Linked DNA regions of Homo sapiens: region 1 is linked to region 2. A link is a loop called in an ENCODE intact Hi-C map of the cell type or tissue named here. Cell type or tissue: HepG2. All regions are shown on one strand. Each heading gives the region's core, and the rest is flanking DNA. Links, peaks and the distances in the headings are about the cores only. Region 1 holds the start of PCTP (phosphatidylcholine transfer protein). Region 2 overlaps MMD (monocyte to macrophage differentiation associated).

Region 1 (11,702 bases), core at 6,115-8,614, 360 kb before region 2:
GGCTCATGATGCTAATTGGCTTATTATCCCATCTGGGGAAATAGGAGTAGGGATTTCACATCTATAGAGTGAAATCTCTTCTCCTGTGAGATGGATCTGTGTTTCTCTCTAAAGGCCAAACTTTCTCTCAGCCCAGCCTGCCCAAATGCAGTTTTTCCAGTCATGCTGGTCTTTGAGAATTTTAGTAGGTCAAGAGCACAGGGAAGAACAGTCCCTGGGAAAGTACTGTCTGCTCCTCACCAAACTCTTTGATTAGAAGCCCTATTCAAGGACAAAAACACAATTTAGGCTGCCCCTTCTCACAGTGCCAGATATTTAGATTTAAAAACTTAATAAGTCAAGCCATCAGCCAGAGCTTTTCAGTCCAACATTTATTTTCTCTAAATTGAAGCTGTGAGCCTCTGCGCACTGGTTCCACACTCTATGGGCAGTGGTTAATGGCATGGTAACGAAGCCTGAAGTTCCTGCAAGGGCCTGACTTGCAGATCACTGGAAGAGCTTTTCTAAGTGACCCATGGCCCTTCTCTCAGGGAAACTTCTCAGCACTGCTCAGGGGACCACATTTACTCCCAAGTGACCACTAACTTAAACATCAGGGAGAGGGAGCCCTAAAATGGATGTTGCTTTTGTCTTAAGACATTTTTTGGTCTCACTTTCATCTTTCAATTTCCATTGCATCTCATCTCTAGGGTATTCTCCTGCCTCTGACTTTAGCTCTCAATGTCAGAACTGCCTCAGCACCATGCTAGATGCTCCCCATCCACCAGTGGTTCTCAAAGTGTGATTCCCGGACCAGTAGCCTCAGCATCATTCAGCAGCTGGTTAGAAATATAATGCATAAAAAAGAAGAGTATCTATCTATCTATCTATACACATACATACATGAACATAGAACTTATTCATTGATGAGAACGTGGATCACATTCATTGATGAGTGTGATTAGTATATATACACACACACATATACATGTGTATATATTCATATATACTATATGTGTGTGTATATATATACACATATAGTATTTTCCACATATATATATACATACGTGTGTGTGTGTGTGTGTGTGTGTGTGTCTCAGTTTCCTCATTTGCAAAACCAGGATACTACTTACCTTTCAGAGTTGTTGAGACGATTGAATGAAATGATACATGGCAGAATGGTTCTCAAACTTCAGTGTGTATTAGAATCTCAAACTTGAGCATGCATTGAGTGTGCATTAGAATATATATGCACACACACACATGCTTGTGTATATACACATATATGTGTATATATGTATACATGTATATATGTGTATATATATACATATATACACACACAAGCATGTGTGTGTATATATATTCTAATGCACACTCAATGCATGCTTTTGTGTGTGTACATATATATATCCAAATGCACACTCAATGCATGCTCAAATTTGAGATTCCAATACACACTCAAGTTTGAGAACAATTCTGCCATGTTATCATTTCGTTCAATCCTCTCAACAACCCTGAAAGGTAAGTATTATCCAGGTTTTGCAAATGAGGAAACTGAGATTTCAAAATGAAAAAGTAACTGATCAATATCACCTGGCCAGTAAGTAGGGCCTGGCCCCTGGCCACTCTTCAATCTCATATCCACTCCAGTCCTGTGGGCCTCCTGGCTCCTCCTGGAAAATGAGGCAAGCTCAGCCTGGCTGAGGGACTAGAACCCAGTGTTCCCTCTATCTCAGTGGCTTAAAAGCCAGCATGTTCATATGAATCTCCTGAGAAGCCTAAATATATATATACATATATACACACACACACACACACACACACACATTCATAATACACACACACACACGTGTATAAAACGGTTTTATTATGAAAGATTTCAAACATACACGAAAGTAGAGAGGACAAAATAATTAACCCCTATGTGAAGGGGGAGCCTCTCAAAAGGACCACCAAAGCCCCACCCTAGACCAGTTAAACCTGAATCCCTAAGGTAGGGCTTGGTATGGTTTGTAAAGCTGTCTCGAGTGATTCCAATGTGCTTGAACTTTGAGAAACACTCTCAGATTCATTTCTCCTCCAGATATTTGCATTATTCAAATCGGCCAAATGTTACTTCCACAGAGGGCCTTTCTGGACTCCCTTATCTGAAACACATCACATCACCCCTGGCTACCCTGCCATGCCATCTCTCTATCCTTTTATCTCGCTTTATTTTCTTTATAACATTTTCTTTAAAGTACTTTATAGCATTTTCCACTGGACATTTCATCATATACTATGGGCTTATTCTCATCAATGAATATGATCCATGTTCAAGAAGCTCATTCATTGAAGCAGCAGCACCATGTTCCTTCTTCACCACTTATCCCCAGGGTCTATGAAGACAGTAGCACATGGGAGGCAGTTGATGAATATCTCCCAAATGCTTAAATGAATGATAGAGGAACAGAGCTGAGACTCTCACACAGGACTATCTGACTCCAAAATCCATGCTTTTCCCACAATACCCATGGCAGCCCTGGTCTAGTTTTGCTTTAGCCTCCGGAAACAGAATGTAGTTCTTGTATGGAAGCAAGTTGTGTATTTGGTACTGAGTTTATCATAGTAGACTGTTCACATTAGTTATTAGTTATGAGGTCTCATGTGGCTCGCTCAACAACTCTGGATCTTATTTCCATTTGTAAAGTAAGCCCATTTTTGCCTATCTTCCACATCTCTTTAGAAGGATAAGTGAAAACTTATATGACAGCATTTATAATTTGCAGCATCAAATAAAGTTATTATCATTACAACATGGAGAAGAAATAAGAGAGGAAGGAAATAGAGTAGGCAAAGAAAGAAGAAGTAGAGGAAAAAGATAATGGTGTTGGACAGCATGGCTTAGAAGAAACTTTCCAGTCCAGAATTTTGTGATTTAAGAGAAAAATAGAAAACAAAAAAAAATTATCAAAAGCTGTACATCAAAATTGCCCACTTGTCCAAGAACAGGATTCAGAATAATTTGTGTCTACTAAAAAAAAGGACACAATTCTATTATTTTTATTTCAAAATACAATTTGCTACATTGAAATCTCTTTCAAGAGCCTCTACTCTTCTTTCAGTCTTTTAAAAACATGTAACAGTAACTTTGTTACAGCATCATTTAAATCATGGTCACAATTTTCTTTTTCTCTATTCTTGTTTCAAATCTTGCTCAAGAGCCCCAAGAAGCCACATAGCTTTGGCCTTAGGTTGGCCACCTCTATGCTGAGTGTGGGAAGCAAAGTGAAGGGTCGTCACAACCAGCTCGTACCACACAGTGGCAAGCATGCTATGCACAATCGGGTCCTTAAAGGACCATCAGTCCAACCGACGCCCATAACTTCATAACTAAGCCACTAGAATCTTCAGGGGAGCAACTCTATCTCAGATCCATTTCCATAGATGGAAATCTGACCCATTGCAGATCCTCAATAAAGGCTCAATGAAGTATATAAACAAATTGTCTCTGGTCTCCTTTCTGAATACAGTACTTGTGATATTATGAGCTATATATACAAAATGTATACATATACATACATATGTATATGTGTGTATATAAATATATAATTTACATATGTGTGTATACATATGTGTGGCGGCGTGTGTGTATTGGACATAGAGTATACACACACACCCACATACATACTCCAGTACTGTACATCCAATACACACACGCGCGCACACAGGTTTCTATCCACTGTTCCTGGTTCATAACTCTCATAGCCCTCGTTACAGTCTTTTGTACGTTGGTGCACTTTAGGCCTCAGGAGTTGAGCCAAGAGTTGCAAGAACTTCATTCCAGGGAGGGTCCTGCCTCATACCCTGGAAGAAGGAATGTCGCATGGAGAGGCCAGAAGAATCTGGACAGGCCTTCTTGGGTTTCCCCAATCAGTCTATTAATATGAGATCAGACCCTTTCTGTCCAGTCATATTTCAACACTGTTGTCCATGCTTCAATCATGCCTAGCCAATGAAGTTTCCATAAAGGACCCAAGAGGAGGGGGTTCAGAGAGTTTCTGGATAGCTGAACTCATAGAGGTTCCTGGAGGGTGATGCATCCAAGGAGGGCATGGAAGTTCCAAGATCCTTCCCCCATATCTCATCTTATGCATCTGTATACTTTGTAGTATCCTTTATAATAAACCAGTAAATGAAAGCAAGTGTTTCCCTGAGTTCTGTCAGCCTCTCTAGTAAATTAATTGAATCCAAGGAGGGGGTCATGGGATCCCCTATTTACAGCCAGTTGGTCAGAAGCACAGGTAAAACAACCTGGGGCTTTCAACTGGCATTACAAGTGGCAGGGAAGAGGGGGTTAATCTTGTGGGACTGGGACCTCAACCTACGGGATCTGACACTATTTCCAGGTAGGTAGTGTCAACACTGAACAGGAGGACACCTAGCTGACGTCCACCGCAAAACTGACTGCTTACTTGGTGTTTGGAGAGAAATCCTCAGACATTTGGTCACAGGAGTCTTCTGTGCTTCTGTGTTGTTGGTGATGTTGAGATAATGAAAAAAACAGTTTGAGTTTTTTCTCCAACACAGTACTGTACTTCCAATAATGAGGACTCACCCTCCTAAGACGGTCCATCCCACATGCTGGAAGCTTTATTAGAAAAAGAGTGTGTGTGGCTTGGGGAAAGAGTAGGGGCTTCATGGGCAGATGGACTTGGATCTAAATCCCAGTTTTATTCACCACTTCTTAGCCGTGTGCTTTGTATATGCCACTGACTTTCCCTGGACCTCAACTGCCTCGTCTGTATACAGGGAAGATGGCACAGCGGTCTGGGCTCGCTAGAGGAGAAGATGTCAGGTCTATGGTAATGGGAGAGAATGATGGAAATGTGAGTTGAGACCAAATTAGTTCAGTGTACCCACCAGGCAGCATTTGCCTTCTGTTTGGAGAGGCAATGCAGGAGCATGTTGAAGACACAGGACTGGAGGCAGACAGCTGGGTTTGGATCCTAGCTGGAATCTTGAGAAACCAACTTAACCTTTCTATGCATTCATTTATATATAGGTAAAAAGGTGATCATCATAGTACCTTATCATAGGGTTGATGCAAGGATTGAGTAAATCAATACTTCCAAAACACTTAGCACCTGAATTATAAGAAATCATGCAATAAATGTTAGCTATTACAGTGATGATTATTATTATTTCTGCAATCAATAGGCCACTGAAAAGGTAGTGATAAGATCACTGCTTCTCAGATGTTTGACTGCACTGGAAGGTGTAGGATAGACAGGAGCAGAGAGCTGGTAGGCCAAAAACTAGTTAAGAGGTCACTGCAATTCTAAGTGAGGGGTGCTGAGTACCCAAAGTAGCAAAGATAAAGGAAAGAAAATGGGAGGAAATAAGCCAGATGCTAGACACGTCTGAGCAGTTGAATCAACAAAACTTGGCCAAAGCCTTGATGTGGCTGGTAAGAAAAATGGAATAGCAGAGAAGATAAAAGAATTTTGCCTGGCTGGGTGTGGTGGCTCATCCCTGTAATCCCAGCACTTTGGGAGGCTGAGGGCTGAGGCAGGAGGACTGCTTGAGCCCAGGAGTTCCAAGACCAACCTGGGCAACATAGCAAGGCCTCATCTCTAAAAAATAAAAATTAAAAGAAAGACTTTTTCTGAAAATGTATCAATTTTCAAACTAAGGTACCTTTTAAAGTTACCCTAAGAAATTAATTCTGCCTGTTCTAGACTGTGAACTTCTTGATCATCTTGTTAAACCCAATGGTCCTAGTACACAGCAAGCATTCAGAGTTTGTTGAGTGAGTAATCCATCAAGATATAACATCTGTATACAGAAAAAAAGTAAATATGGCAGCTTAGCCACTTGCAGTATCTGCTGTGTTCTGGATTATGTAAAGGCCAGCCCTACTAATTTGTAAGTATTCCAAATAGCATGTTTTACAGTCCCACTAACTGGAGAGGGACGGACTGCATCCAAAGCAAATATATATGTATTTAGACAGGAAATTTCTTCATAATACCTATATTCTCCATTTATTTAGAGTAGGGTTTCTTGACCTTGGCAATATTACAATTTGGGACTGGATAATTCTTCCCCGGGAGAGGTATGGGGTCACTGTCCTGTGCATTGTAGAGTTATTTACAGCTATCAAATTTTCACACATATCTGACAGATTGGATTTGAACCCCCTAACAACCCTGCAATGAGACAGGCAGAGTTTTCATTCCTGCAATGAGACAGGCAGAGTTTTCATTCCTGTTTAACAGGTGAGCAACTTCTAAATATTGCAAACGTTTGTTTTCTGTTTTAAAATATAAAAACACTATATTTGATGTAAACAAAAATGCAAGTGCCTAAAAAGGCAACCACATGTTTGACATTCACAAGATCATGAACCCTCCAATCCCACCTCTGCTATTCACTTATCTGGGCCATTTCAGGAGTGACTTCACCCTTGAGGCCTGTTGCTTTCACCTATGAAACCTGGGGTTTAACCAGGTGAGCATGAGGTATCCTCCTAACTCTAACACTATAATATCCTGGTCCTGTATTAGGAAACTTCAGTTTCACCCACATTACCTGCAGGCGACTTTTAACCTACTTGCCATGCTGCGACTATTACACAAAGCAACTGATGACAAGCCTTGGATGACAGGCCTCAGGGGCAATGCCTTCCACCTGGATGGCTACCTGATTCCAAAGACTTCAACAACCAATCCCATTCCTCCTACATCTTTACTCCTGCCTGAAGATTCGGACTCAACTTATTAAGAGCAACTTGGAAGGAAGGGGCAACAACCAAAAGAAACGAGTCACTAAAACAGTAGGGCCCTTCTCGGCAACCCCTGACACCACCCTGCACATCCAGTCCTTGAAAAGTTCTGTTTCTTTTCCTCCTATATCCAAGCCCTAAGATACCGCCCCTCCCCCACCCCAGCCCCCATATGCCACTGACACGCATTGGAGAGTGAGGATCAACGTCCCTTGCAGACGTGTGCACGGGCCTAGGAACCAGCTGACCCACGTTTCAACTGTCATTAACTTCTAACTACATGCCCCGTCGGGCCTGACCTGAGGCTGAACTCCTGTGACCTTCCAACTCCCCTGGATCTGCACGGCAGTCACTTGGAGGCACCGCCCCTGCGCTAGCTCCAGAGCTTGAGACAGGGTCCGGGCGGAGCTCCTTCCTGAGCCGGAGAAGACGCGCCCCTGTCCCTTCCGCGACTGCCGCCCCGCACTCCCTGCGGGGAGGTCGACCCCGGCGCATTCTAGGCCCCGCGGTCCTCCAGCGGGTTGGCCGCTACCTTGTCCAGCAGCCGGTAGATGCTGATGCCCGAGGTCTCCACTAGGAGCTGCCAGTCGGCCCCGGCCAGAGCGGGCTGCTGGAGCTCGGCGCAGGCCTCCCAGAACTGCTCCTCCGAGAAGCTTCCGGCGGCCAGCTCCATCCTTCCGCAGTCCGGGCTCCTCCGCCTGGAGGGCAGGCCGCGGACACCCTTAGTGTGGGCCTGGGGGCGGGGTGACCGGGCTGCCCCGGCTGCCCCGGCTGCCCCAGCGTCATTGGCAGGAAACTGAGGAGAAGGCGGGGCCTAGACTGGAGGAGCGGCCTGAGGGTGGGGCCCTGGAGGGGCGGGCCTAGAAAAGCGGGCGGGGCTGAGCAAGGAGTGAGGAGGATAGACAAGAAGTAAAAGGAGAAAAATTGGACTTGATGTGGGGAAGGAAGGAAGAGCTGGAGAAGTAAGGAGGCTTCCAGAGGGAAGGGAAAAAGGAAGGGAGACAGTGATGTCACCTCAAAAACAGCTCCTCAGTAGCCTATCCCATACTCCCTGCTACTCCCATAACCTACAGACCTGTTTGAGTGTCTCTCATTTACCTTTCTGAATAAAGTAGAGAAAGTCTCTTTGGTAGACATGAGAGGAGAGGTGGGCAGAGTAGAAATGCTGGAAAAATCCTAAGGGGTCAAATGCCAGAAGTGTATTTCAATATAATTTCTCTTCTTTCTGCTATACATTGTAAAACATTATTCTGAGACGAGGTCCATTGGATTCCCCAGAAGACTCTAGGGGTTCATAACACCAAAACAGTTTAGAAACCTAATCCATAATGGATCTACAAGGTTGTTGCCACCCTTGAGGGTAGAAACTGATCTGAAAGGTGTCGTACTATCCACCTAGGATTTCTGCAACTTGCATAATTTAGCTCACTGTGCAACTCAAACATCTTCTTGTTCCTTTGAAGTCCCTTGAGTAATACTGTATTTCCCACCAGCAGACTGTACTACCTGACTTTGAATAAAGTAGGTCGTTTGAACATCAAAACGATGTAACAGCCACGTGAGTGCCAATAAACTCTGGAAACTCATGTTTCCTAATCTGTAAAATGGGTCAAGAATTGTGCTACCAGTTACAGCTGAGGAGGTGGTTGGACAAGGAATAATTTTCCACAGTGCCCGTCCAAGTAAATGTTCAATAACAATTTCCACTTGTTTTGCATTACTATATTGAAATGCTTTTCTTTCCTTACTTGAAAGAAAGTTGATGGCAAAGTCTTAATTTATGTGATTTTCCAATCAGGCAAATGATCACATTTGGCAGCTTGCTTAGTTAGACACAGCAGAGATAAATAATTGCTTTCCTCAAGTCAGTCCTGGTTCTGTTTGGCTTTATAGGTGTGGAAAGAGGGATGTGAAATTTTCCTAGACTAAATGCACAAAAGTTTAGGCTAGACATACTTTCCCACTGTTTTATAACTCCTTGTAAATTTTCTATGTATTGTAAATCCATATTTTATTTAAATGGAAATTCATTGCTTGAAAAACCAATTGTGTAAAAACTATTGGCTATGAAGTATTTTCAAGTATCTTCAAGGAATCCATTATAAAGGTTTGATTTGATAAAGCTTTATTACTATATGGCAATAGACTAATGGAGACAAGCATAAGAACACAAACGACATCATGCAAGATATAAAGCACGCACTTCAAATTGTATTTATTGTATGTGTTTAAAAGTGTGTTGCCTAATAAACTCAGGAGAAAAATAAATATATCCTTGAATATGCTGAGATTTACACTCAGTTATTTTATTACAGTTAATGAAAGAATAATGTTAGGAAATATTTTATGGTATCTCTAAAGTCTAAAAACAGCTAGGAAAGGGATCCAGGAAGGCCTGTTCTTGAGAAGTTGCCTTAATAGCCTGTTTCCTTTGTGAAAAAAAACTCTCTGAAACAACTTCTGGCAAAATGGCAACTAAAGCTCCTGGCTTCAAACATGGAAATGTTGGTTAAAACGTGTTGAAAATAGTTGTAAATACATGGTTTAGCTGAAAAGTGAAAAAGGATACTTCCAGGTTTCAGAAAGGGAAGAGAGAATGAAAGCCAGCAACACCAGCTCCTGAATATTCTTAGAATGGATGATTGGTCCTCTCCCCACCTCCCCATGCAGTGTTTCCCAGTGGAGGAACTTCCATTAGGGAAATGTTTGACCTCACTCATTTGCTCAACTCCTACTCTGGAGAAGATGGGTGATTTAAATGCAGCCATGCATTGCTTAATGACAGGGATATATTCTGAGAAATGTGTCATCGGGCAATTGCATCCTAAAGCATACATCATAGAGTGCACTTAAACCAACCTAGATGGTAGATTCTACTACATATGTAGGCTGTATTGTAGAGCCTATTGTTCCTGGGCCACAAACCTGTACAGCATGTTACTGTACTGAATACTGAATGCAATTGTGACACAATGGTATTTGTGTATCTAAGCCTAATTAACATAGAAAAGGTAAAATAAAAATATGGTGCTATAATCATATGGGACCATCATCATACAGGCAATCCAACATTGACCAAAATGTTATTATGATGTGCATGACTGTAGTTGATGAGTTTAGGAGAAGGAACTACTGGTCAGGTCTAGATCAACCCTTCTGGCTCTTCCTTTTTGGCAACTGTCTACTCATAGAAAATATGCATTCTCATCTGCCTTAGGTTTTATAGTAGACTCAAGAGGACAGGCTCTGACACCAGAATCTAGGTTTCCTAATGATGCCTGTGCCTGGATGGCAAGTTTGATTATAGGCAGAGTGTTATAATTCTATTGTTGCCACAAACCCAAGCCCTGTTCTCCAAGCAGCTTTATTTGTAATAAAGGTGAAATGCTGATCCATTGTCTGATTAGCATCTACCTTTAATGTGATTCAGAATGCAGATGGGGAAGAGAAGAGCATTGACTTTGAAAAATAACCAAGTAGACCCTCCATAAATACAAAATATAGTTATTAAAATTAAAAATTTAAAAGAAAGGTAAAATGGTTGCCCTACCACAGTTCAAGAGAGATCAGGGAATAAGAAAGTAGCTGTGATGAGTAAATTCCCAGGAAGCAGAACAGAGGTATAAAGAAATGGAAAACATGAAAGAGTAATTAAGAAACACGAAGGACACATTGAAAAGGCTAAACACTTCTTACTGAAGCCCAATAATCAGAGAATAAAGAGGCCAGGGGATGGGATGGGTGGGTGGGGAGAATACAGAAAAAAAAGGCACATATAAAAATAAAGTGGAACAAAAGTTCTAACCTACAGAAACCTGGAACAAGGGAGGGCAAGATCAGAGTTGTGTTAAGGAGGCAGATGCAAGATATTAACTTTAGTGTTTTTTAGTTTACTTTAACTGTGCATATTAAACTTTGAGGATATGAACTCTCACAAATCAATGATAAAAAAAAACCTACCCAATAAAAATAGGTAAAAAAAAAAATTTAAACAGACACTTCACCAAAAAATATATACTGGTGGCAAATAAGAATATGAAAAGATGCTCAACAACATTAGTCAATAGGGTCATGTAAATTAAAATCACAATTAAGTGCCACTATGGCTATTTTAGAATAGCTAAAATTAAAAAGATTAATCAAAGCAAGTGTTGGCAAGGATGCTGAGGAACTAGAACTCTGATACATTGCTGGTAGAAATGAAAACAGTACAAATGCTTTGGAAAACTGACAATTTTTTTAAAAAGTTAAACGTACACTTAACATACAATCCAATCATCATACTCCTAGGTATTCACCCAAGAGAAAAAAATAAAGCATTGTTCAAACATTGACTTGTACACAAATGTTCATGGAAGCTTTATTTGTATTAGCCCCAAACTGGAAACAACCCAAATGACCTTTAATGGGTGAATGGATAAAACGAGTTGTGATATATTCAGCAATGCAGTACAATTCAGTGTGTGTGTGTGTGTGTGTGTGTTCCTTGATCTGTCCATTAAAATGATCTGGAAGCCTAGAAGCATTGGCATGCCATTAGCATTGAGCGCACCTGTGGCCAGTTCTTGGCTTCTGTATATCATTGTCTACTAAAAGATTCTTGGAAAAAAGACTGATTCTAGAACTGGGGCAGGGAACTTCTAAAGTAAGCCTAAAACATGTTGTGCCTGAGAATAAGGAGAGACGTTCAAAGACAATTAGAGTTATGTCTAAAAGATATGGGAGTTGGCTTGAAAGAGTTCCCAGTCTCCAAATTTTGGGAAATTTGAGATCACAAAGAATAGTTATAGTAATAGATTATAAAATATTGGATTTAAAAAGAAATCTGTGTGTCCACAGTGTTACTCAATTAAAAAAAAAGTAGGGAAGAAAAATAGGGAAGACAGAGAGGAGAAAATTTCTTCTTTAGAAAAGAATGCCAAAAAATTCAGGTAGAAAGAATGTCAACATTTGAAAA
Region 2 (11,702 bases), core at 4,761-7,260:
GTTCCATCCACCTGGTTACCAGCCCTTTAGCTTATATATTGCAGTATCTTAGGCTCTAGGCACTATATTAACTAAGGAGGTCCCAAGGTGTTTCGTTTGAACCCTTCTGAGCCTACATTGTTCAGAAGAACTGTACTTAGGATTTCACTCCTAATCTCATAGGCACATTGTAAGAACCTTTTTTTTTTTTTCTTTTTTTTGAGACAAAGTCTTGCTCTGTTGCCCAGCTGGAGTGCAGTAGAGCGATCTTGGCTCACTGCAACCTCCGCCTCCTGAGTTCAAGTGATTCTCCCACCTCAGCCTCCTAAGTAGCTGAGATTACAGATGCGGGCTGCAACCCTTGGCTAATTTTTTGTATTTTTAGTAGAGATGGGGTTTCACCAAGTTGGCTAGTCTGTTCTTGAACTCCTGAGCTCAGGTGATCCACCTGCCTCGGCCTCCCAAAGTGCTGAGATTATATGCGTAAGCCATCACGCCTGGCTGTAAGAACATAATTCTGTGATAGTTTTTTTCCTGGTCACAAAAACACCTATAAAAGGTTTAAAAGTTTCAAATCTGGTTCTGTTTTTTCAGGGGATGTCTTCATGAGAATATAACAAAATATATTTCTTTGAGATACGAGGTTTATGATGGCTTTAATAATTACCTAGCACCCAAAATACATATAGATGGTAAAAGCAACAGGGAATGGTAAGGAGGAGGAGTTAAAGGACAGAAATGAGAAAATCAGCCTTGAAGGCCATATAGTTAGAAGGCATTTCAGGACACCCCAAGCAATATAAGCAAGGTTTGTGCAGCTTAATAGAGTAGAATTTCAAGCAAATTCCCTCTGGGTATCATAAGAGCAGGTTTATCCAGTAATTTTACTAGCCTAAATTTGAAATTGACATTTCCATAAGTGGTACAATAGCAGGTGACTAATGTTTGTGATAATCAAGCAGGATGATCCCCCACACTGCCTTCATAGAACTTAGAGTCAAGCAGGCAAATGCAGTTCCTATTAAAGAAAAAGAGATCATGAAATTTGATAAAATATTTGATGGGGGAAAGTTCAGGCTGCTATGCGAACATGACAGAAGTACCAGAGGAAGTGATATTTCAGCTGATTTGGAAAAACATGTAGAAGCTGAGAGATGGTAGGGGTGAGGCAAGTGTTACAGGTAGAGAATACAGCATGAAGGAAGCCCAGAGAAGGGGGAAGCACCAGCATCTTTGGAGAAATGAAAATAGCTCATTGTTTGTAACATAAAATACATGTACCAGCTTGAGTTATGTACATATGCATGGTGGGGGCAGGTATGCAGGTAGCACAAGTCTTGTAATAAAGCTGGAGAGCTAGACAAGAGTCCAGATCACAAAGGACCTCAAAAGCCACTAACACAGTAACAGAATGAATGAAAATGCGAATCTTTGGTTCTGGCCAGAATCATGGGTCTCAGACTTACCCTTCTGCCATAAAGAACTGTAAAACTAGAAAAAGAATAAAGGCAACTGTTTTTTTGGCTCTGAACCCAAACAGTACAGGACTGTGATCCTTGAAGGAAGAGAAACCAAGAAAATGAGCTTTGAATTCACCCCAGTAGTTTCCCTGGAGACACTTTCCAAACAGCAACAAAAGGAGGTAAAGCCCAGAGAACAGCAGCCTGGGTGGAGGAAACAGAAATTACAGTTCAGGTTACTGACATGGCTGCAGTTTGTGGGGCAGGGTATGGAAGAGGAGGAAGCCGCTCAGGGAGGATGCTTCAGAAATCCATGAAGCAGTTTCCGTGAGTCGTTGTCCAGATATCAAGCTGAATGTTGTACGGGCCAAAACTCTGCAAGCTCCAGTTGCAAATAACTCTTAGAAGGCTGGAAGATAAATGGAAATTCCGGACAGTTCCCAGTGCTGAAAGACATTGAAGTTCCAACCAAGCAGAGTTCAGAGATGGTGCTGGACATCCCAGGCACTCAGCTGACCCTGCCAAGGCCACAGCTTAGGAGTAGAGCTACTCTATCCCTAGAGGGAGGGCTACTCTAGAACTGCCATAACAAGGCCCAGACAAACCTTGAAAGGATAAAATTGATCCTCCAGTAAATAAACCGCCTAACAGAACAAAACTCAACAATTTTTAAAGGAATACAACAGAATCTTTACTGTAACAACTTAGCATGTACCATAAGTAAATATTATCAGAAATAAATCAATAATAATGTAATAAAATAAATAATAAATATATAATAAATATTACCAGATGGGCAAGAAACTGGAAAGTGACACATACCTAAGGGAAAACAGATCAATAGACACAGATCAAAAGACGGGAGAGATACTGAGATTCACACACAGGGAGTTTAAAACAGATGAGGAATCTCAGAAAATACCTGGAGACTATGAAGAAGAATCCACATGGAGATTCTAGATCCGAAAACTGTGATGTCTTAAGAAAAAAAAATTATTGGAGGGATTTAATAACAGATTGGATATTGCAGAAGCAAAGTTCAGTGAACTTGAAGCCAGGTCTGTAGAAACTATACAAACTGAAGCATGAGAGAAAAGAGTGATTTAAAAATGAACAAAAGAAGAAAGAAATTGGGGCAGTTTTTTGTTTTGGGTTTTCTGTTTTACAGTTTTTCTTTTCTTTTTTTTTTTTTTTTTTGAAGAAATAATAGTTACAACTTTTCCAAATTTGATGAAAAATATCAACCTAGAGATCCACAAAGCACGAGGAGGCCTGAGCAGTATAAACACAAAGAAAACTACACTAAGACACATTAAAGTCAAATTACTAAAAAACAAAGGCAAAGACAAGACCTTAAAATCAGCCAGAGAGAGAAAAAAGAGCAAGGAGAGAAGATGACCACTGACATTTTATCAGAATTCATGGGAGCAGGAATACAATGTAATGGCACATTTAAAATGCTGAAAGGGTCCGGGTGCTGTGGCTCACGCATGTAATCCCAGCACGTTGGAGGCTGAGGCGGGTGGATCATGTGAAGTCAGGAGTTCAAGACCAGCCTGGCCAACATGGTGAAACCCTGTCTCTACTAAAAATACAAAAATTAGCTGAATGTGATGGCAGAACTCCTGTAATCCCAGCTACTCGAGAGGCTGAGGCTGAGGCAGGAAAATCGCCTGAACCCAAGAGGTGGAGGTTGTAGGAGGTTGTAGTGAGCTGAGGTCGGGCCACTGCACTCCAGCCTAGGCAACAACATGAGACTCCATCTCAAAAATAAATAAAATAAAATAAATAAATAAATAAAATGCGGAAAGGAAAAAACAAAAAAACCCTGTCAACTTCAAGTTGAAGTTAGCACAGTTTAGTAATATTAATGTCAAAAATTTAACCAGGGAGGCCAAGGCAGGCAGATCACTTGAGGTCAGGAGTTCGAGACCAGCCTAGCCGACATGGCAAAACCCGTCTCTACTAAAAATACAAAAATTAGCTGGGCGTGGTGGTGGGCACCTGTAGTCCCAGCTACTTGGGAGGCTGAGGCAGGAGAATCACTGGAACACGGGAGGCAGAGGTTACAGTGAGCCAAGATCGTGCCACTGCACTCCAGCCTGGGCAACGGAGCAAGATGCTGTCTCTAAATAAATAAATAAATAAACCAGGATTGCTAGAAATGATGAATTTGTATGTAAATACATGGCTGTTTTTCATTTCTTAATTTCTTCACAAGATAACATGGGGGTTTCTAACATGTAGAAGTAAAGTACATGGTAACAATGGATGGGGTGGAGAAATAGAAGCACATTGTTTTAAGGGTCTTAACCTTGTATAGGGGGTATAATAATAAAGGTACATTGTGATGAGCTAAGGATGCACACTGTAATCCGTAGAATAACCACCACTGGCCAGGCGCGGTGGCTCACGCCTGTAATCCCAGCACTTTGGGAGGCCGAGGTGGGTGGATCACGAGGTCAGGAGTTCGAGACCAGCCTGACCGACATGATGAAACCCCATCTCTACTAAAAATACAAAAATTAGCCAGGTGTGGTGGCACACGCCTGTAATCCCATCTACTTGGGAGGCTGAGGCAGGAGAATCCACTTGAACCTGGGAGGCGGAGTTTGCAGTGAGCTGAGATCATGCACTGCACTCCAGCCTGGGCAACAGAACAAGACTCCATCTCAGAAAAAAAAAAGAATAACCACCACCACCACCAACAACAACAAAAGCAAAATAAATGTTATAGTTAAGTAGTCAAGAGAAAAGATAAAATGGAATCCCAAAGTTATTCAATTTAGTCTAAAGCAGGTGGGAAAATTGGAAAACGGAAACAAAGGATGGATGAAACCAAATAGAAAACAGAGAGCAAGACGGGAGGCTTCAATACAACCATATCAGTAATTAGGTACCTCATATATAATAACAATTACATCACAATGGACTGAACACTCCAACTAAAAGGCAGAGATTGTCAGACTGGATAAAAAAGTTTTCTCATCTGTATAATGGAGATAATAGTACCTAATTTAGGGTCGTTGTGAAGATTAAATGAATAAATATATGAAGTGCTTCAAACAGTGCCTGGCACATAGTTACAATAATGATAATGATAATGAAAAAAAAATTCTGTTTTGATACAGAATTAACTATGTTCTAGGTCTTTGAAAGTTGAGGTAAATGTGGTATCTTGAGGATACTAGTTAACAGAATGCATGTCAAAACTAACCTGCGTACTTGGTTTGGTGTCTTGCTTGTTTTGGCAGAAAGGAAAAAAAAGGATATTTTGTAACAGTGACTGGCCATGTGATTTTGTTCAGGCCACTTCACTGCTCTGGCCTTAGTCTCCTCACCTCTGCAATAAGGGGGTTGTGTTAGATGAGTGACTCTTACTATTTGGGAGTCCCTGTGCCCCTTTGCGAATCTGATGAGAGCCTTACCCCTATCCTAGAAGAGGGCTCCTAATACACACACAAATACTTTTGTATAATGTGTATTCATTGCTGTATAACCTTGAGGAATTAATAACGTGTGGTATTTTGTCTTTGTTTTTACTTTTTAAATAAAAATAAATCTAGCTGAAGTCCTTTCTTACCAAGGTTAGGAAGAAATCCAATGTCAGTCCATTTGGATTGGCTCCTTCCCCATCTTTTGATCCCACACAAAACATGGGGGCTTCTGTGAACTTTGAAAAAGGACTGAAGCTCACAGCTGGCCCTAGATCCTCACACCTGGTCCTTAGCTCATGATGGTCTATTGTTGCCTTGCTTTTAGCCGAGGGCCTTGGGGCCCATTCTAATCAGGTGCCTGAGTTAGAGCTTCCCTTTACTCTTGCGGGGCACACAAGGCTGCTGCCCAGTGCCCAGGCCTCTAGGACACCCACACACCTATCCCCTTCCAAGGCCCTGCCGTGATCTGCCTTAGGTTTCCATTCACTCTGCAGAACCTGTCTCCTTTCTATTCCTAGTCCTCAGAAATCCAGGGGACTAACTTGTTTCTTCATCAGCTTCTAAGCATTGCCTCTATTCTCTCTCCTCATTCATACAAGCCATTTTAATCTTGTAGATGGGCCTTGGTCTTTGAAAACCAAGAACAGCCTAAAAAATTCTCCCTTCTGCCCTAAGACACACAAGAATATTAACTTATTGCTAAGCTAAGCAATGGCCAGGCTCGAATACAAAAAGGCCTGGAGACATCTAGAAGGCTAGGAAATATCTTGTACTATGTGATCTGTGATTTCAGAGGTCACTTCTAGTTACGGTTTTCCTGTGTCAGCCTTAAGGAATCTATAAGCTCACATAAGCAGGGGAAGTCTCAAAGCAGCAATCAGTGTAGAACAGTGTTTGAGAAGGACAAAGGGAAGTAAATACCCTGCCTGAGATGTAAATTATAAATAGAGTGGCTTGGGCCTGCCTTAGTAGGGAAGGAAGCATTTAAAGGGGAAGATGAGAACAGAGGATTGCACTTTATTAAAATGAACTCCCATGTCTGGCTATGATTGCAGTTTGCTTAAATATGCTGTAAATGAGCAGAATGTTCTGCTTTTTCATTTGGGACCTGTAATGTGATTGCTTGCTCAACTCAAGAGTGTCAGTCCAAAGGGCAATCCAGGTCGATGTATAAGAGACTTTTTTTATGTTTGGTTCATGTTTACAGATCAGGATTGTGTTCACACAGCTTCTTCATTGTCTAGAAAATCAAGAGCCTTAGAGAGAATTACAGTTATCTGTAGCTTGCCATGCAGAGTAACATCAAACCCTTTTTATTTTTTTTTCTCTGTTGACAGAACAACACCGATGGACTTCAGGAACTTGCCTGTGGGGGCTTAATTTATTGCTTGGGAGTTGTGTTCTTCAAGAGTGATGGCATCATTCCATTTGCCCACGCCATCTGGCACCTGTTTGTGGCCACGGCAGCTGCAGTGCATTACTACGCCATTTGGAAATACCTTTACCGAAGTCCTACGGACTTTATGCGGCATTTATGACCAATCTGTACTAATTCTCCAAACCAGTATTATTTCAATTATGGCACTTGGGAGTGGGGTGAGAGCTAAACATTGCACAGGGAAAGAAAAAAAATAACTGCACTGACTTTATATCTTTTGAATATAATTACTGTGAAAGTATAAAGGCTGTGTTCTGGAATTTTCTGCCTCACAGCAAATAAATAAGGTAGTGAATTAATTATTCATTCCATTCCACTATCATGAAGGACTCTGAATAGACTTGGCCAACTGATGTTTACAAACCAGACTTTTATATTTTAATTTTACAGATTTTACTACATGATTTTTCTAAATTACTATGTCAGGTTGTAAAAGTCAGTGCAATAACAAACCTTCCTTTTTAAGAAGAAAATTGTTTCTATTACTTTCCCATTCACTAGGTAAAGAATCATGGACAGAACTTACACTACTTTTTACCATGTTTCATCTTGGCATAACATGGTTCTTTTTTAAATAGAAACTTTAGTTTTTTGTAAATTTTTAAAAAAATATTTCATTGATATGCATCTCTGCAGGTCCTCATTCATGTTGTAAATTTTTGCAGCAAGCAGTCAACATTCCACAAACGAACAAACATTATACCTCTTCTGATAGTTTTATTAAGCATGGAGAAATTGCCAATTTTTAAAAACTGCAGTTTTCCAAACTTTTCTGCCAACCTCTTACTCTGAATTCAGTGCTGCTTTGGGACATATACTTGACCTAGCTTGGTTTACCAGTGATGGAAAAGTATTTTGATATCATTAACTTTTTCAAAAGATCCAACTTTTTCTCTATGCCTTTGCCACATTCTCTTCAGGGTCTCTTTCCACAGTGGATAAATGTTTTTTCTGTATTATGACAGTATTGTTGTGATGGCCATCTGCTGGAAACTCCTGAAGAGCATTATGTATTACAGTGAGCAGTTGTATTGCCTGTTTGGTGCCCAATGGTTAAGTCATTGTCACTTAGCTTTATATTGTCAGTTTGATATTTATTTTAAATTGTGGAACTAGATGCATAAATTCACATTTCTGCCTTTCCTTTGCATCTTCTCATATATTGTGTTTTTTTTTTTTTTTCCTAGAAAAAATATTTAAAGCATTGTTTGACAGGTAGAAACTCATGTATCTGTAGTCCATGAGTTATATCCTGGCTCAGTGGAGTGATATTTATGTATTATTTTTACTTTTCTCTCAGTGTCTTATATTAAGATTAACATGTTGTTAATAGTTGCTTTGTTGATTAATCTCTCTTGTTGGTGTTTTAATAAATGAAATAGGCTTGCCTTTAGATCGGGTGCTGATATTGCCTGTTTCCTAGTAATGGGCTGATCAAATGATCAGTGGAATTCTTGGTTTGATGATAACCTTATTAATTGAAATTTTTTACTGATGTGGCTTTAAAAGAGGTTTATTTTGTATATGTTTAGAACTCTCTGATTTTGATGAATTATATGGGAATGAGAAACAGAAGAAGTGGTATTTGCTGGCGAGTTAAATAGGCAAGGTACCCAGTGATAACACCAACCAAACCACTCCTATCTGCATGATTCTGAACATCTGGATGCCTGTTGTTTTACTGTGTATATTTTATTTTTAATATATTAACTTTGTGGATTCATTTAAGGTCTACTCAAAAGTAACACTGTCAAAACCACTAATATGTATGTAAAAATTGTGCTGTATACTACAATAAAGTTGTTACTTGGATTTGTTCCACTGTCTCTAAATTAGATGACTGTGAAGAAAAATGAATACACCCTGTCACTTAGAACTTTCTAGTCTACTTTTTAATAATTGAAATGCCAGAGTCAGCTCAAACATTAATCAACAGACATTTTCAGTTTAAAATACACTAGTCAGGACCTAATGATTTCAAGTTTTTTAGATGATGCATCCTTACCAAGGTAAGCCTTTTGGTTTAGCATATTTAATATTCTATAGGACTGAGGTGACAGTCTTTTATGTTACCAACCAGACAAGTAGCAGATTATAAATCTTAACAACTCTCCTAGTGTTAGATGCCATTCTACCTCTTCTGTAGTGTGGGAAACCAGGGCCAGAGAAGTTCAACTGCTTCATCCTAAATCAGGGAGCTGGAACAGCAACCAGCTCTATCTGATTCCGAAGCCTCCCATTGACTATACCACTGCATTTCTAGAGTCAGCAGAAACAAATAAAAAAACTTGAACTAAAAATTCATCAGGCATGGACACAGAAAAGAAAACACTATTCACATGGTTTAGAACCTCAATAATCCCTCAGATAACTCTCTGTCAAATCTAATTTTGAAGATTGAGTGTCTTGAAGCGTTATGATTCCCAAGAGTTCTGTCCTTTAGGTCACCAGTGTGACCTCATCCATTTCTAGAGTGTCCCCACTATTGTGCTGTCAGCTTCTTGGTCAGTATCTTCAGCCTTAAACTATTTTCTAAGGACTAGACCTCTCTCTAGTCAACTGCCTAAATGCTCCCAGACATATTGACTCAAACCGTCCCAAACTGATTTCATTATCTTTCCTCATCCTACCACCAAACCTATTTTCTGAAATTTCCTAACTTAGTTAATGGCATGGCCACAGCCATCTGTTCATTCATGCATCCTTGATTTCTTGCACCCCCCAGATGCAACAGGTCAGCCAGAACTGTCACCCCTGCCTTTCTCACAACTCCCTGGTCTGGTTCCTCACCTCTCTTCACACTGCAGGGTCCTAAAAAGACCTACTTAGCACTCATCAGACTACAGCAGCCACCTCCTCATTTGTATCCCTGCCACTGCTTACACCCCTCAAATGAGCTCATCCTCCACACTGTACCAGCATTATCTTCCCAAAATAAAATCTGAGCATGTGTCTCGATGCTCCAAAACTTCCACTGACTATTATCCTATAAGATTCACGCCAGATGCTTTAGCATGGACTCTTCACATGCTGACTCCGCCTGATCGGCCCTCTCCCCAGCTGAACCCCACTTGACATCAGCCCTGCTAGTGATTTTCACAGCCTCCCCCACAACACACATGCCCTCATGGTGCTTTTGCAGCTGTGTTTTTGTACCTGCTGTTCCTTGGCCTGGAATGCCCTTACTCCAGCCCCTTTCCTACCTGGCAAATAGTTGCTTATTCCAAGCCTTCATCAGGTGCCACCCATCTCCCTTGTGCCATTGACCAAGTTCCCCCTGGCATGAGTAGTAGTGCCCTCCTTTGACCCCATGGCACAGATATTCCTTCATGGCCCCTGTCATGGTGCATTGTGATTGTGTTTACTGTCTTTACCTCTGGTCTTGGGACTGACCTCCTTCAGGCAGGGACAGAGTCTCATCCACTTCTGTTCCTAGCTTCTAGCATAGCACTGGCTTATGACAAGAGTGAAGAAGTTTTGTTGAATGAAAGGGGCAGGGTCGGGGGAAGGTTGGAGAATGTTGCTGTGGAAGGGAAAGACTGAGAATAAAGCATTTTTTAGGACAGACTTTGGTTTTAGCAGGTTTATCCTGTCCATCACAAGCACTCTTACTAGCTGGAAACTGACTTTTAGCTTCTTAGGCCTTAGAGGCTTTTTTGACCACAAGGGTCAGCTAGAACATTCGTGGCAACCACAGGAAAGTTGATGAGAAAATAGAGTGTAAATATTAGAAAATATGTCCTAAAGAAGAAAATGTCCAGCATTTTTATTGGTGCTTTCCTAGAAATAACAATTTACAAAATTATTTTGAGAGAAAAAAGTATTTGGCCTAACGTATTTCCCTCTGGTCCTCTTTTCTGAATATAGTAATAAAATAAAACAATTGTGCAATCATTGGGTCTTAGTGCAGATTATACTCCAGAAGCAACAACTTAAATTTTTAAAAATATTTTGAATATTTTTACTTTAAAAATCATACAGCTATATAAAATCCTTTGGAAAATAGAGAAAGCTAAAAATTATCCAGCATTCATTTATCATAATATATTTTAATATACTTGCAATTTTTTATTTCCCTATTTTTATTATACAGCTGTAAATATGCCACATATGTAATTTTATATACTTTTTCCTACTTATTATAAGCATTTAAAAATACTATTATATTGGCCGGGCGCAGTGGCTCACGCCTGTAATCCCAACACTTTGGGAGGCCAAGGCGGGCGGATCACGAGGTCAGGAGTTCAAGACAAGCCTGACCAACATGGTGAAACCCCGTCTCTACTAAAAATACAAAAAAAAATTAGCTGGACTTGGCGGTGCATGCCTGTAATCCCAGCTACTCAGGAGGCTGAAGCAGGAGAATTGCTTGAACCTGGGAGGTGGAGGTTGCTGTGAGCCAAGATCACACCACTGCACTCCAGCCTGGGCAATGGAGCAAGACTCCATCTCAAAAAAAAAAAAAACAAAAAACTATTATTACTATTATATCATTTCATAGCAAGAATTTTCAATGATTTCATCATCTTTCAGAACTGGATATGCAGCCTATTTTGCTTAATCATTTGCCTAATTTTGGATATTTAGATTGCTTTAGATTTTTTAATATAAACAATGCTGCAGTGAACATACAGCTTCGTCCATATTTATGACTGGGTTTTAAAGGTAATAATAATAAACAACTGACTGCTTCTTATGTATCAGGTACTCTGCTAGTTTACATGGATTATCTCATTTTATGTTTACAAAAAACTTATAGATAAATCATTTTCTTATTCCCATTTTACAGATGAGGAAACAAATACAGATGAATAAGTTTCCTTGCCCAAGGTAAGTGGCAGAACCCGAGTGAACCCAGGAACCCTAGAGGCTTTTTTCATTTTCAAGAGAGCCATTCCTGGGGCAAAGGTTTATTGATGGGTTTACCCAAAGGAAGACCTTTTAAAAATAGAGCTCATTTCCAAATCTCTACATTTATACTTGGTGTCTTCAGTTTATGTCTACTCTTCTCACGTGCCAGTGAGATGGAGAGTGGAATAGGAAAATCTCCAAAGGAAACTGACCTCGAAGAAGCTGGTTCACCTCCCTCCTTGTGCAGCAAAATAAAAGTTTCTCAAGGGGCCCCGAGGAATGTTTTTAGTTTAACAAGGTTAGAATTACTGCATTTATGTCTTTCTACTGCTTTTGCTATTTTAAATAGACAGTGCCAATATGTTCTTACATTCTGTGCCATTCCCACCTACATCCCTGCAATGGATTGGTGGTGTTATTTTTCCAAGAAACAGTGCCACTGTGCACTCTCGCCACTCTGCAAGGGGAGTTAAGCTATTCTCATCAGGGGCCTGTTCAACACAACAGAACGCTTTCTCATTCTGCCACACAGCTCAT

Evidence for each region. A loop is a pair of places that touch in the nucleus more often than their neighbours do. Peaks named below come from ENCODE experiments on the same cell type or tissue, not always from the same donor. Only the 100,000 strongest peaks of a DNase experiment are listed, where the experiment ranks them.
Region 1: it touches region 2 in a loop (4-fold over the local background); 1 of 110 quality-filtered maps calls a loop at or near these places.

The regions. Positions count from the first base shown.
Region 1 is chr17:55,746,820-55,758,521 of GRCh38, reverse strand. PCTP (phosphatidylcholine transfer protein) reads right to left here and starts at 7,471. Exons shown (of 6, transcript NM_021213.4): 1 at 7,278-7,471. The coding sequence starts at 7,418. RefSeq lists a silencer at 7,334-7,673. In HepG2, for the core only: a CTCF peak has its summit at 7,339; a DNase peak (open chromatin) is centred at 7,481; H3K4me3 peaks cover 1,717 bases.
Region 2 is chr17:55,389,046-55,400,747 of GRCh38, reverse strand. It overlaps MMD (monocyte to macrophage differentiation associated), which reads left to right. Exons shown (of 7, transcript NM_012329.3): 7 at 6,214-8,126. The coding sequence ends at 6,414. Among named protein-coding and RNA genes, the nearest start is that of MMD, 27 kb to the left of the region's middle. In HepG2, for the core only: no CTCF peak of the experiment used is centred there; a DNase peak (open chromatin) is centred at 6,047.